Regions from separate parts of the Mus musculus genome. Here region 2 is linked to region 1. Evidence: chromatin contacts called from ENCODE Hi-C or POLR2A ChIA-PET data. All regions are on one chromosome and are shown on one strand. Each heading gives the region's core, a stretch centred on a gene start or an enhancer-like site at or near the end of the contact. The rest is flanking DNA. Distances are from core to core; before and after follow the strand shown. Region 1 holds the start of Ppp1r15b (protein phosphatase 1, regulatory subunit 15B). Region 2 holds the start of Sox13 (SRY (sex determining region Y)-box 13).

Evidence for each region. Hi-C counts contacts between places; a loop is a spot of excess contacts on that map. ChIA-PET counts read pairs that join two places held with the same protein, here RNA polymerase II (POLR2A).
Region 2: a loop to region 1 is called in a map of heart, with 4 times the contacts of the local background. The contact joins the promoter of Sox13 here to the promoter of Ppp1r15b in region 1. A Hi-C loop is called at or near these places in 1 of 37 maps with a recorded cell type or tissue (heart). POLR2A ChIA-PET finds 5 or more read pairs at or near these places in 1 of 5 experiments (embryonic stem cell).

The regions. Positions count from the first base shown.
Region 1 is chr1:133,129,081-133,134,045 of GRCm38, reverse strand. Ppp1r15b (protein phosphatase 1, regulatory subunit 15B) reads right to left here and starts at 2,880. Exons shown (of 2, transcript NM_133819.3): 1 at 431-2,880. The coding sequence starts at 2,299.
Region 2 is chr1:133,421,796-133,426,868 of GRCm38, reverse strand. Sox13 (SRY (sex determining region Y)-box 13) reads left to right here and starts at 2,657. Exons shown (of 14, transcript NM_011439.2): 1 at 2,657-2,993.

The DNA.
Region 1 (4,965 bases), core at 1,631-4,130:
TAAAGTACTGGAATTACAGGCACACACCACAGTACCACTTTCAGGGCAAACAACTGAACAAACCTAATTTGCTGCTTGCTAGTGTTATTCCTCTGGATTCCAATGGATAGGAATAAGGACACTGTAGCCATGAAAATAAAACATTATATACTTTCAAATAAAACACATGCAAAACCATTTCTAACTTTCAGGTTCCACCAACCAAAATGACACCCCTGCTAACATCTAATACTGGCACCTTTCATTTGGAGAAGAACATTTCTCTATATTGGGAAGAAGGATCACACTGGAGTATTTCTCAATTCAAGAACACCAGCTCAGATGCCTTCCTCAAAAATGTGCACAACTGTGCCTCCAGAGGCAAAGTCATGCTGCTATAGTAACCATATCAAAATAGAGCAAGTTATTAGTCATGTAAAAGGGAACAAACCTTTTTTCTCTTGATATGGGTGTATCTTTCTCCAGCAAGAGCCTCACCCAGCCCACAGCCTGGACAATTATCTTCTTGGCTCTCTAACAGCTGGGCCTTACAAGAAAGTAAGGTATGATGGCCAGAGAAGGCCACTGTAGCCTCAGAAGAGGCCTTTGAGTCCTGACGGCCTTTCCAATTCTTCCCTGACGGTTGAAAAGGAGCCTTAAAATTTAAAAGGTTGTAGGGGTCCTCAGAATGACAGAAAGAGTTCCACAATTTAAGATTCTCTGCTTCATCTGCACTCGGTTCCCAGTCATCTTCCTCCCCGGAACTATGGTCGGGGGTCTCCGGAAGGGGTCCCTCCTGACAGCTCCCTACACCACAGCTGCCAGACCAGGATGTCCCTGAATCTGATGGGTCTCTGGGGGCAATTCTGGCAGCCGTCTGAATCGTGGCTGTAAAGTTTTGGGGGTTGTAAGGATCTACACTGTGGAAAGAGTTCCAAAGGTGAAGGCCTTCCGAGTCCTGTTCCACGTCTGATTCAGACAGGGAGCCATCGCTATCAAAGCCATCGTCCTCAGGTTCCTCGCCCCAATCCTCACTTTCAGAATCAGAGCTGGCTTCCAAGTCACTGGGGGCGCCTCCCAAAATATAATCTATCAGTTTGTTGCTACAAACTGGTCTGGTAGAAACAGGAAGGCTCTCTCCTCTATCTGAGAGGTCAGTTGCATTAGTGTGGTCCTCTTCACATTCTTTTTCCACGGGTAATTCACAAAACAGACTGCTTCCCTGGGGGCTCTGTGAAACTTCTTGAATCACCAATTCTGGTTTTTTCTCAGTGGGCTCCGGCCTGTCTGCAGCAGGGGACACCGCCTGTGCTGGGTTATCTGTGCAATGTTGTGGGTCCATCCGGAGAAGGTTATGTTCCTCCTCCAGGCTATGATAGCCATTATCTTGGTCAGGGGTGGGTAACTCTTGCCCTTTGTTAGCCTGGAGGAATTCTAGCCGTTTCATACGAAGGTGGTGGATTTCCGGCAGGCCTTCTGTAGAGAGAGGCGGACACCTTCTCCAGGCGGTTGCCGACATCTCTGCCCGCAACGGCTGAGGGTGACAACCATCTTCAGAAAGATAGCAGCTCTCTGGGGTTAGTGTTCGGAAACCCACAAACTGGCCACCTCCAGCGCTGCTCTGACAGCGCAGCCCTAACTGGGGAAGGTAGTCCAGGTAGGAAGGGTTCAGGAGATAGGAAACTACCTTGAAATTACCTAAGCTCTGAACGCTCAGAGGCCCAGAGGATGAAGAGTCAAGTTCTCGGTGGGAGACTAGACCAGCTTGAAGGCTACTGGGCAGCAACTCCACTCCCCACAGCTGCTGCTCCAGGAGGAAAGTGGGCGCTGCAGAGTCTAAAGCTCTTTCCTGGGCCTTGAGTTTTAACTCCAGGTCTGAGGACGAGCACTGCCACTGGAGTCCCTCCTCTAGCCAATCAAGAGAACTGACAACCAAGTCTTCCGAAGAGTCCAGCCGCAGTGAACTCAGAGACTTCTGCACCGTGGGAGCGGCAGATTCCTCCCGTCCTCTCAAAGCTCTCAGGGCGCTGTAACTTGCGGCAAAATCTAGCCATCTGGTAGGAATCAGGCCCCCGAAAAGCTGGCTCCAAAGCAGCAGCTTCTGGAATAGGCTAGGGAGCAGGGCAAGGAGCTGAGAAAGCAATTTGGTCCAGTACCTGGTCCGACGCTCGGGCAGAGCGGAGTTCCCGGGATTTTGTCGAGAGGAAGGCGGCGGGAACTCCGAAGAGCAGGCGTGCGATCGCCGAAGGAAGGGCAGCCGGAACCAGGAGCCCAGCCGAGGGCCAGGCCGCTTCCGGGCCCTGTGCGTTCCTGTCTCCATCTCCTTTCCTTGGCGGCTTCTCAGACAGGAGGAGGACAGAGCTCAGCGGCGTCAGCGCAGGCTGGATCCGAGGTCTACACAGTCTCCGCCTTGCCCAGCCACGGAGTGGGTACTGCAGTCCGATTCCCGCGCCGGCAGAGGAGGCCCAGAGAGCGGCGGCTTCCGCAACGAGTGCTGCACCGGACGGCCCAGAGGCCCGCGCAAGCGGTGGCGACCGCGGTTAGGTCCATCCCGGCTAGGGAAGGAGACGTCCTAGGCCGTGTGAGATCGCTCCACCATAGAGAAGACCCTCCCTCGCGCGGCGGCGACGGAGACGACGGCGGCGTTTCCGGTGGCCCGCACGGAGGCGCGAAACGCCAAGGCGGAAAGGGTGGCTGGGTGGCAGGCGAGGGCGCAAAGAAGCGAAGCTCAAAATGGCCGCAGCCGCACACCCGGAAGCTGCAGGGCGAGACGGAGGACCGAGGGCGTCTACTCCCTACCGCCCAGCGGCGCCTCACGTCATTCGCCGAACCCCCACCCTTGCCTCCCGAGAGGCGGACTTGCCTCACCCTCGTGCGTGGCCTCTGATTGGCCGCGTCTGTGGTCCCTGTCGGCTTCCTTACTCGGGGTAGAGCGGGGCTCGCACGCGGCGAGTTGCATCAGCCGGACCTAGGATGTACGCTTGCGCAGTCAGTTCATTCTGGTCTCCTAGGAGACTCCGCGCCCCACCCTCTAGGTCAAAGGGAATGGCTGGGGAGGTGAGTGGGTTTCAAGAGAACCCGAGAATTCTCCCGAGCCCTTTTTTATGGATCCGATTGCTAGGCAAATTATCCGCTTATCTGACACGTGTATCGGTCTTCTCCTATTAAGGGCGTAGGAAGACTGGAGTGAAACGATGTAGGCAGTGCTGTATAACCAACTCGCCTGGTGCTAAGACACACATCATCCCTAGTGAATCATAGTGAAACTGAATCACTCACACATTCCTGTCCCCTCTGCTTTAGGATTTCTAAGTCTCTAGCATTGCCTGTGATCTAATTTGGACATCTTTCAGGGTCCATTTGACAAAATACCCCTCAGAAAGAAAAACGCGGTGTTACTAGCAAGCTGAAGTCACAGGTGGGAAGATAACTGTTAACTAACTCAGAAACAGCGCGTTCAATTCACTTATTTCCTCAGTAACAAGAGCCACAGAGTAGAGCATCCGGCGAAGGATAACACATTGGTGACTTTTGTCCTCTGAAAAATATTGGCTGATTAATTTTAATTACTGTAATAAGGGGAGGATTTTGTTTGTTTGAAACAGATTTTACTATGAAGCTCAGGCTGGCCTCAAACTAACCACAATCTTTCTGCCTCGGCCTTCCAACCAAGTACTGGCTGATTTATCTCTTACTAGTTTGGTTTCTTTCTTCCTTTTTTATTTTTATTTTTTTCTTTTCTTACTTATCTATTTATTTGTTTATTTGAGGCCGGGTCTCTCTACAGAGCCCTGACTGTTTGGAACTGGCGATGTAGACCAGGCTGGCCTTGAACTTATTAGTTCTGTCTCTTCCTCTCCAGCAAAGAGATTAAAGGCATGCACCACCATGCCTGGTCTTTAGTTCACTTTCTTATTCTCATTTTAATCCACAATGCAAAGACCAAGTGGCTATCACAGAGCGTAGTGGTTACACTAAGGAGGAGAATCTTGCTGCCCTGGGGGAGGGTCAGCTGATCCTCATGACTTGTTGAGCAAGGAACAAGCTCTTTCTTCCCTGAAACCAAGAGTTTTTACTGTTTACGCCCCCACAACATCTTATTACTTGTGTCTGGCAGTAACTGGTTTCTTAATCCTAAAAGCTTTAGGAAAACGTAATTAGCAATGAGTCGTTTTTTTCATAGTAGCAGGAGGTCCGAGTATGCAAATAAGTTACTTCGGGCTTCAGTTCCTTTTGGGGTGAAGCCGAGAGGATCATCTAACCGCTGGGTGAGGGGCTGTATCCCCAGGCAGAGAGGGTAGGAACACAAACACTAGCTAATATTCTGCTCTCGTTCTTCTTTACAATCCTCCATTGTTTACCACTGCCTACAAAATAAAGAAAGGCTCTGTTCAGCCTGCGCTGCCCGAATGCTCTCCAGCCTTCGCTTCTGCGGCTCCTCCTCTGGAGCACAGGACTTGTCCTTCCTCCGAGCGTTAGAGGAAAGACCTCACCTTTTCTTGTGGTGTATACCTACTTACACTCCCAGTTTCAACTTGAAGGTCAAGGTCTGCTTGAGGCCTCAATGGCCCTACGGGTCAGAATCTGTTGCTCCTTTTCAAGGCTGATTCACGCCTTTTAGTGGCGTTTAACAATTTGCACCAGCCCTTCCTGTAAATGTACCCTCCAGTCCAGGCAGTAATGAAAGAACTGTACCAACGTTTCAATTTCCCAATGAGGAGGAACTGTTCTCTGTAGAAAGTTCCCCTAAGTTGGTTTTTAAATGACACATTAGAATCTCTGTGCGATTCCTTTTTAATTGTTTGTTTCGTTAGTTCAGAATTTCTTCCATTTGTGTAATATGTTTTTATCGTGTTCTCTTCCTGTGATCCTGAGCAGGTAATTATCGCTCAAGTCATGGTTCCAGTGCCTTTTTTGTCTCTTGTTTTTGCCTTGTTCTGAGACTCTGACCTCAGGTCTCATGCTAGTACCCCAAGCTCTTTCCCC
Region 2 (5,073 bases), core at 1,408-3,907, 290 kb before region 1:
ATTTTTTTTTCATCTTAGGATAGAAGGTAGACAGGCAGGAAAGTGGGGCATGGGAGAACACCTCAGAAGAACAGGCCCCTCGAGATGGTGCTTAGGGAAGACATAAACAAGGGAGGCTGAGAAAGAACATGCTGCAAGGCTGGAGAATATTCTGGAGTGTGGGGGTGCAGAATGAGTATTACAAGGTATGCATTTGATATTAGAGGTATACATTTGATGGTGTGGTCATAAGAAAGACCTAGCATCCTTCATTAGTTTCCTCCCTCCACTTACTGTCTCTAGCTGCCCACCCCCCACATCTAAAATGATGCCAAGGATACTGGTGCCACAAAGTCAGTAAGGTGGCACCAGACATTTTATGGGAAAACAGTGCCATGTCAGCAGCAGACACTTCATAGCTTAATTTGGTGGCAGTGACTGGGAGGGCTGTGTTAGAAATGAACTGCCAGGCGGTGAGTGATGGAGACAGGAGCATGCACTTCTAGGCTCCCTGTTGTTGTTTTTAGAGATGCCAAGGTTTTTATTTTGTCTTAACTTATTATGCTGTTATTATTGTTGATGATGATGATGACAGTGTCTCACTATGTAGATCAGGCTACTTCCAAACTCATAGAGATCTACCTGCCTCTGCTTCCTGAGGCTGGGGTTAAAGGAGAGTAACTGCACACCCAGTTCAAACTCCATTCTTGTCTGTCTCCATCTGCTGTAGCTAATGGCAGGGACAGGGAGGGGCCCACAGAGAAGTGCACCACTGAAGCTGACCAGGGGCCAGAGGGAAACCACAAGATATGGGTGCACAGACATGCTGTCTGGGAGGAGAGAAAGAAGGTGGCCCTTGGATAATTCTTTCCTGGCTTCTGAAATGATCCCACCCAGTCTCCCTAAAACCATACCCTCAACAGTTACCATTGGCCTTTCCCATCTGCTTTCCCACACTCTAGCCCTACCTTGGCTCAGGTCTTCATCCTTCCTTCTGAAGCTCCTCATTGGCCAACCTCTGTACCTCAGCTACACTGATTGCACCAGAGCCCTGCTTAGAACCCCTTTCTTTGTAAAGAGCTAACTGATAAACACGAATGTATTATGGGCCTCCTCTTTGCCAAGTCCCATCTAGACACATAGGATCTAACCATGAACAAGAGGCACATCCCTCCCTGTCCCAAAGAGTTTACCATCTCAATGTCACAGTGTAGACAGGCAAATGACCTGTGGGGTTCTCAGAGCCCATGGATGGAGCTCCTGGCCATGATTTGATCCTCAAAGATTGCCTGAGAAGCTGGTACCAGACAGAGACCCAAAAGACAGAAGACTATGGAAGAGTTGTCACCCAGGCAGGGAAGCAGGGACTGATGAAATGCATGCATCCTGTGGAAGCTTCCTGCTTGGCCACCACTCGAGAGGGAGAGGGTCATACAGTCCCACAATGGGCGTTCCTTCAACCAGCCCTGCTCCCACAGGTCTTCAAGACGTACTTCAAACTGTGGCCTTTCTAAGGAGACTCTGATCCAAGTCCCCATAGCTTAGCATCCTTGGTAGACCCTATGGCTCTAGCACTTTGTAGAATTAGAGTCTTCACAACATGGGAATCCAGAAAGGGCTGCCACTGTGTCATTCATCTTGGTGATCCCTGGCATCTGCTTGGGTCAGGTTTGGTGTAGACATTTAATAGATGGGCCGAATGAGGAGAAACCCTTCTTCAAACAAACCTTCCTCCTAAACGGGGCAGGAAGAAAGGAAGGACTTGTTGGAGAAATTCTAAAAAGGACAGGGCTAGGGAGTGGCTAGACATTAGGAAGCTGTCAGAGATCTGATCGCATCAAAGCAGGTCTCTCCTTGCCCTCAGGTTGGTTTCAAATTGAGATCCTCCTGCCTCAGCTTCCCAGGTATTATAGGCATGAGCCACTCCCAGCTCCAAGGGCAGTTCTCAAGGAGCATGCCTTTAATCCTAGCACCCTGGAGGCAGAGCCAAGCAGGTTTCTGTGAGTTCGAGGCCAGTCTGATTTACCAGTGAGAAAAATAAAGTTCAATCTCGGGTCTCTGGAGGAGGCTGTGAACTGGACTTGTTAAAAGGAATGAAAATTCCCCATAGTAACTCTCAAACCTGGGTCGAGGGGACTAGGCAGAATTCACCTTCCTCCCCCTATTTTCTCTATCCAGTGGGTCACTACATCTCCACAGGTCTCACTCTGGAGAACCTCTGCTGTCCCCTTCCCAGCACAGGTCTCCAGCTGTTGAGGCCTGGCTGGACCAGCTGCTGGGAGGAGGAGGAGGAGGAGGAGGAGGAGGAGGAGGAGGAGGAGGAGGAGGAGGAGGAGGAGGAGGAGGAGGAGGAGGAGGAAGCTCTGTCCCTCCCTCCTCCATCTCCACACCCTCCCTCCTCCCCCGCCCGCTCGCGCCCTCCCTCCCTCCCTCCCTCTTTCTCCTCGGAGGCTGTCGGAGTGGCTTTCGCAGAAGCGAGCGGCGAGCGCCCTGCTCCAGTCCCGCCTGGGAACTGAAGTGTACGAGCGCGGCTCCTGGAAGCCGAGCTCCGGAGCGGCCGGCGGAGGTCGAAGGCCGAGGCGGCGCGCTCAGCTTCGGAGGCCCTGGCTTTGGACCCAGCGGGCTCGGAGCTGCGCGGAGGAGCAGAGCGCACTGCCCGCCGGCCTGGCGGGCGCAGCGGCCGCGAGTCCGGGAGCCGGACTGCGGAAGGGAACACGGCGGCGGCCAGCCGGGGGCAGAGGGCAGAGTGCCGAGCGGCCTGGCTCGGAGGAGGGCGCCGCCCGACCCGTCCTCAGCTCGGCGACCGTGGCCAGCGGAGCCCGGCGGGCCGCGGGTCCTGAGCGCTTCCAGCCCACGGCGGGGGGCGTGCCTCCGCCCGGCCGCGCCGCCCCGGCCCGCTGCCCGCCGCGTTGCCGGGGCATGTGAGCGGGAAGGCCAGGCTGCTGGCTGCCGGGACGCACTGAGCAGAAGCCGGAGCGCGGAGTTGCGACCCCGGGCCCGCGCCCGACCGATTAGTAAGTGCGCCCCTTCGCGCCGCGCGCCCCATCACCCCAGCCTCGCGAAGTTTGACACGCGCGCCCCCGCGTTCCTAGGGACACGCTGGCTCTCTGCCGCGCGACTTTCCATCTTGGGCAAAGTTTTTGCCAGGCGGAGCCGATCCTACCAGACCCCTCACAACGCCGGCCGGTGGCGCCGCGCTGATCCCGCGTCCTTTTGGAGGGCAGTGGCTACAGGCCGTTGGGGGTGGCGTGCGCGCGCCACGCGAGCCGGGCTTCGGGGGTCCTCTACCCGCCCGCCCTTTGCGACCCGCCGGCCTTAGGTCTTTCGCCCCAGCCTGACCAACGCTCCCAGTTTAAGCACTCCCAGCCTGAGCTTAGATGTCCCCGTGCGAGCCCCACGTGGGGCTCGGGTACCCGCAACGCGGAGCTCCGGTCCCGGGGTGCATTGGGCAGCCGGGGTTCAGCGCGCGCCCTTCCCACGGCTCCGGTTCATTCCCCGCGGACCAGCCGGGCGCCGCCTCCCATTTTTTCAGCCCTTGCTGCTCTTCACTCCAGCCTGCCCCTTGCCACCCCTGCGTCCCACGGTGGAGTGTCGGAGAAGCGCCTTTCAGCCCCTTTCACTGTAGAAATAAATTGATCACAGGACTGATGGGATGGGGGTGGGGGGTGGTCGCGTAGTCCCAGCGGTTCGCCATTGTTTTCCCATCCCACGTTCGGTACGTAAACACACACTCACGCGAGTGTGTGTGTGTGTGCGTGCGTGTGTTTGCACGCGCCAGCTGCGGCTGCTCAGATTCCCCAGGAGCTCTAGGGTCGCCCGCGGGATCTCCCCGCAACCAACCTACATGTCCTGGCAGGAGGTGCCTCATTACTTGAAGCTGGGGGGGGAAAGGCACGGAGAGTGGGAGCTGTCCCAGAGTCCTTGGCGAGGCCGGGGGTCCGGCTTGGGCTGGACGTGAATTTTGAACTTCAGCCTTGGATCATTCCGGGAGGACCCCGGGCGCTTGAGCGGTGGCTCTAGCCTGGGAGGGTCCCCAGCAGCTGGCGCTCTTGGCAGCATCTCCGTGACAAGAGCTTAGAGGAAACTGAGGAGTTTTCCTGGGAAGTTTGCTTTAGCTCTGTGGGAATTTCCGGGCCCGGCGCCTTAGCGCTGGCGCTGGCAGAGGGGTCTGACCTAAGGCAGTCAGTCAGTGATGCTGCCACTCCGAGCAAGGTTCCCAGAGACCCTGTTTCCAACTTCTTGATGCGGTAGGAAGTCCCTCACTGTGTGCTAGATTCAACACACTTGGGTCTTGTTCTTGACCGAGATGGGTCGCTTGATCCTGGCGATGTCCAAACATCGCCTGTACTTTCTCAGTTTAAAAAAAGGGCGGATCTGTGCTTCTATCTTTGAAGCTGGTGTATGTTGATGGTTTGAAGGATGCTGGTTTGGAAGGCCTGTACCACGGAACGCCAGATAGCCTTGTAGTTAGAACCAGGAAGCTAAGCTGGAGTTGTACAGTAGTGCAGCCGCTGGTGGTGCCACCGAAGGCAATTTGACCCACCTCCCTTGCTCAGGTTACTTATCTGTATAGTGAGGTTAAATTCTGACAGTGGCCACCTCGTGGGGGTGGTCTTAAGGATGAAAAGTCTAAAGGCAATCTCAGCGCCATGCGGCACAAAGTAAATAAATGCTCGGCAACTGTTAGCTTTTGTTGTCGGGATGTAACTTAGTGGAAGAGCTCTAGCTCAACATGCAGGAAATCTTGGGTACTGTATTCAGTGTGTGCATTTGGGAAGTTAGCTGTTGTTTCTTATTACTAATCATATTTACGTCTATTATTGTTGTTACTATTAGTTTGTTTTCCAATACAGGGTCTCTGCGTAGCTCTGGCCGCTCTGGGACTTGTTTTGTAGACCAGGCTGGCCTCGAACTCAGATTCTTCTGCCTCTGTCTCCTGAGTGCTGGGATTAAAGGCACAGACACCATGCCCAGCTAGCTATTGTCCTTACTGTAATAACAGTATTATCAAGCCCAGGGCCTAGTTCATACTGGGGAAGTGACTACCACGGAGCAGTATCTCCAACCTGGGCCATTATAATTTAAAGGACCGTG